Regions from separate parts of the Homo sapiens genome. Here region 1 is linked to region 2. The links are chromatin loops, found by intact Hi-C in ENCODE. Cell type or tissue: natural killer cell. All regions are shown on one strand.

Region 1 (2,500 bases), 160 kb after region 2:
TGCTTTAAGCAGCAGTGATTTTACACCCCTGGTCATGAAATGTTACACTTTTTAGAGACTCATGCAGATTCAACTAATGATTTCTCTCCCATGAAGGTATACATTGCAGGTAGGCACCATTAACATTTCAGTTTACTTGCAATTTACCTTGTGAAAAGAATATAATTCTAGAATTTGATTCTTAGCTCTGTAATAATCTGTTAGGTTGTGGATTTTTAATGAGTCAGTGAGTGTCCCCTTTAGATTTCTTACCAATATGTAATTAACTGAAGACATGTACTGCTGTGGTACAAGTCAACTGGCTTTGACACTGAGCACACCCGGGTTTCCAAACCCTGATTTTACAAATGTCTGGATTATCTAGTTTGTGGAGTAGTCAGGTCTTGGTCAATGTAGTGAACTGTAATGGGAAAAGCAGGGTCTTCGGGGAAAGCAAGACCTGGGTCCAGTCCTCAGCTTTGCCATTTACCAGACCCAGGTCTTTTGTAAATCATTTAACTTTTGCCAGCCTCCTTGTCCTCAGCTGTAAAGCAGATGTAATCATATGCACCCTTGCGTTGTGTGAGGGTTAAACGAGATGATGTATATAGTGTCCGGACACCACCTGACAGTAGGTGGTTAGTGAACGTCATATCCCCTTTCCTTTGTTGCCTGTGCTTTTTTTCTTTTTGCATCTAAGCTAGCAGATAGAAGTCCCAGGTTTGATTCCTGGGCCACTCTTCATATTCCTGGAGAATTAAGAGCATTTTCAAAATGTTTTACATAAGTGTTGCTTACCTCTAAGTCCTCACTGCAAAGGTAAATACTACTGCAAAGGAGAGAAAAGAAAAGAAGTGAATGTTTAGAAAAAAACAAAAAAGAAAGTAGAGCAAGAAAGGCAGGAAAAGGAAGTAATGAAGGAGAGGATAGAACAAAAAGAAGGCCCAACTGATGGGGGATGGAAGTATCGCAGAGAAACCATTAGCTTTCTCAGAGCCAGGCACCTGCACGGTGCAGAGCCAAGGCTATGGGCTCTGGGATAAAACGGATTTGTGTTCAAAGCCTGGCATCTCTGATGATTAGTTCTGGGACCTTAAGCAAGTTCCTTAACCTTTCAGCACTTCAGTTTTCAAATGCGGGAAACAGCAAGAGCTACACTTGCTGAGCACTCACCATGTGTCAGCACGCTCCACTGAAATTCCCACTCCACCCTGTGTGATATGTGGAATTATCACCCTCATCTGACAGATGAGGGAGCTAGCCGAAGGATGTGGTTAGCATTTGTTCAAAGTCACAGAGCTGGGCTTACCCCGCAGACCTGGCTCTGAAGCTCACACTGACTACTGCAGGAGGAGGGGAGATGGAGCTGTGGATGGGCCCACACAGCACCTGCCCTCTACATGTGGGTACTTACGCTCCCTTTCTTTCTCTTTTGCTCTTCTCTTATCTCCTGTTATCCAGGTGGTGGGACTTAATTTTCTAGAAATTTCCATCTGGTTAGATGGAACTTTCTAACCTAGGAAAAAACCCCAGCGCAGCCTCCCCTCAAATACACTCTAAGTTTCACTGTTGAGGAAATTAGCTTGGTGCAGCTGAAGCCTGTTTTCAGGAGTTGTTTCTGCTGGTTCCACTCCTGGCTGTAAATCAAAACAAATCTAAGTGACTTGATGGTAGAGGAAACAAAATGACTTCACTCACTCACGTGAGCATGAACTCATGCACACACACACTCACACTTACACATACAGGAGTTGATTATTTAGTCTCTTTGCAAGTATGTTTGGTTGAAATTAAGTTGGGCCATATTTGACCATTGTCTTACAGATTGGTGGTTATTTATTTAATCAGTTCAGCCTGTGTTTTGGCATTAAATAGATAATATCACATGATTTGTTCATTCATTACTTAACAATTATTAGGAGCCTATTATATTCTAAGTGCTGCGCTGGGTATGTGGCATATTAAATGAGATAGGACTTCCCTTTAAGTACATCATTGTCTAATGATCACACACCAAATAATTGTACTATACCATGATAAGTCTAGGAATGGAGATGAACACAAGGTTTGTCATTTATATTAGTGTATTTTTACAAGACCAAAAAGTGTTTTTCTATATGAGTTGTATCTTCTCTGTTGAGAATTCTTTCTGCATTCTAGTAAAAAAAAAAAAAAAAGAAAAGAAAAGAAAAGAAAAGAACCACATATACTTTATTTTTATTTTTTTGCTCTGTCTTATGGTGCTAAAGCCACATGTACTTTCCTTGGGTTATTTTAATAACACATGTTTTAAGAGTAAGTTAAGGCCGGGTGCAGTGGCTCATGCCTATGTAATCCCGGCACTTTGGGAGGCCAAGGTGGGTGGATCTCTTGAGCTCAGGAGTTCAAGACCAGCCGGGGCAACATGATGAAAGCCTGTCTGTATAAAAAATACAGAAATTAGCCAGGCGTGGTGGTACGCACCTGTAGTCCCAGCTATGTGGGAGGCTGAGGCAGGAGGATTGCTTGAGCCTGGGAGGTG
Region 2 (2,500 bases):
GCTAAACTTGCCCTAAATTGTGGAAATTAAACCGCAGGCAGACATCTTATCTGATGTAAGAAATCTTCTTAGCTTGTCCACATCCTCAGGAAACATAACCAAACCTCAATGCCCAAATACTTTACTATTTATCCTTTGGGGGTGGGAGTTGGGTAGAGAGACTATACAATTTCTTTGGAGGGCAAATAAGCAACTTTCACAGTTACAGAAAAAGCTTAGTTGTTAATTTAAGCCAGAGGAAAAAAAAGGAAGCAAAATAAACATTGTCTCTGTTAAAAAACAAAATTTCAGCAAATTTAGTTTTTAGATCTGATAGGTTTTTATGTGTGATTCATGAATCGGCAGCATCTCTTTCTAAAAAACTGATATGTGCTCTGAGTGTCCTGGAGGTGTTTAAGTTACTATAGTGATATGGGCTGGCTTGTATAATTATATACTTAGTTTTGGCTCTACTATTCTAACAGAACAGTTGGTTTTTGTAAGGTAGGAACAAGAAATAGAAATTTTTATAAAAACTACCAGATTGGTTAACATTGTTACTTCAGGTTATTTTCCTTGTAATGGTTAAAGCAGAGGGGATTTCCTTATCATCCCTGCTCAGGTTGACTGGGCTCTTTCTACGTGGTTGCTGTGAATTTTCTGTTTTCAGGAAAAACTAGTCTGTGGGAGTTTTACCTGCTTCCTTAAAGTTTCAGCTTGGTTATATGTCACTTAACAGGAGTGACTTCATTTTGGTTTGGTATGTGGGGGCCTAGTGCAGGAGCTCAGTCCAAAACAATGGTCTCCTATACATTTTATTTAACACCACCTTCCGTGTGTTGCAGTTTGTATAACTGATTACTCCCAAAAGCCCTCCCAAGTGTTGGCTGGGGGGCCTCTGTCCCCAAACCCAACACCAGGCAATGTAGAAGGTAAGAGAATGGACTTTGTTCCTCTTCCAGGACAGCCTAATAGAAATACATTCTCTGCCGATGGCTGCTTAGAAAGAACATCACTCTTTCCACTTATTTAACTTTTGAGTTTGTGAATTGTAACTCCTTACATAGGCCTCTGGTTATGAGTGTAAAAATGTAACTGCCAGGTGAGAATTTACTCAAACCCCTGGATTCAAGCTGAATGTCTTCTTGAGCTCTACATTCTTAGCAAACAAAACTTCCTATTTAAGTAGGTCAAAAAAGGGTTTTTGAGGGTTTTGTGGCATTCTAGAAATCACATTGCTTTCACTGGACCACTTTGATCACAGGATATTTGTCATGTGAGATTTATTATGTCAACTTATCATCACTGCTTTGAACAAAATGATTATATGTATTTTTTTAGACTAGAGACAAATTGTAAAAGACAAGATAAATGAGTCATTGCTTTCCTTGAAAAGCTATCCAAATATATTTTAAAGTGCTGTGCTTTAATGTATAATTTGTGAAATATAAACCATATTATCACAATTTCCATTTTTAGCCACAATCCTAGACACTTCTTAGATTCTTATCTAAGACTAAATGCACACATATTATGGGAAATTTGTTCTAATCAGGCCACACCAATCATGGGATAAAATACAAGATGTCTTTATTCATTTAAAAATACCAAATTAAACCATGCACAGTCATGTTTCCACTTAATCATTTGTTTAAAATTTTAAATATCTTTGACTTTTTAAATTTTAACTTTTGGACTTTATTTACAATGATGAAAGCACATTTGTTATTCAATAAAAGCCTCTGAATATTTGTTTCTAACATTGCTATTAAGTATGATTACGGAACAATTAGGCTGGCCTGTGCCCTGCTTGAGTAAGAAATTATAGAGTGATCTTTGCCAGAAGCATTGCATCTCTCTCCATTTTAATCCTTCATGTTATTATCTTAATCAAGCCAATCAATTCATGGAATAAACTTTATTGAGTGGTTACTATGCACCAAAAATGTGTTAAATGCTAGAAGTACAAAGAAGAGGAAATCACGGACTGTTTTCAAGAAGTTCTCAGTAGAAAGGGATCCTTGGCTAGACTCTGAATTAACAAGAAACCTGGCCTGTGATTCCTGAGTGTCCCAATAATAGGGGAGGGGTGGGATTGGCAAGAAAGAGCAAAAACATAAGCCCCCTTTTGTATACCTCAGAGTATTCTCTAGTATCTAGTTGTATAGCCAGGTTTTGTTCTTGGATATTGAATAACCTGGCAATGAGGCCTAACAACAACTTGATGTTATTATCATAAGCATACTCACAGGCCCATCTTTACATTGCTTCATGTTAACAAACACTTATTTGCATGTGTGTGTATAGTCATCTTTTTGATCTTTTGCAAAGTTAATTGACCACCAGACATTTGTAACCCCAAGAATTCACTTCATGTAGATGCCGTGGAGTAACACAGCCCAAACAATCTGATAGCCAAATCAATGGCACTCTGTATCTGAAACCAGAGGAAAAAATAACTTCAGCACAAATCATTGTAATCAATGAGGGACCACAACTCAAACTCCAAAATGATTTAAAT

The links. Hi-C counts contacts between places; a loop is a spot of excess contacts. Peaks named below come from ENCODE experiments on the same cell type or tissue, not always from the same donor. Only the 100,000 strongest peaks of a DNase experiment are listed, where the experiment ranks them.
Region 1: a loop joins it to region 2, with 3 times the contacts of the local background. A loop is called at or near these places in 3 of 110 quality-filtered maps.

What each region holds. Positions count from the first base shown.
Region 1 is chr1:67,335,762-67,338,261 of GRCh38, forward strand. The region is part of intron 8 of IL12RB2 (interleukin 12 receptor subunit beta 2); the gene reads left to right. Among named protein-coding and RNA genes, the nearest start is that of IL12RB2, 29 kb to the left of the region's middle. In natural killer cell, no CTCF peak of the experiment used is centred here; DNase peaks (open chromatin) are centred at 610, 1,270 and 1,640; H3K27ac peaks cover 1,550 bases.
Region 2 is chr1:67,171,009-67,173,508 of GRCh38, forward strand. The region is part of intron 3 of IL23R (interleukin 23 receptor); the gene reads left to right. Among named protein-coding and RNA genes, the nearest start is that of IL23R, 5.8 kb to the left of the region's middle. In natural killer cell, no CTCF peak of the experiment used is centred here; DNase peaks (open chromatin) are centred at 63, 623 and 1,203; H3K27ac peaks cover 1,466 bases.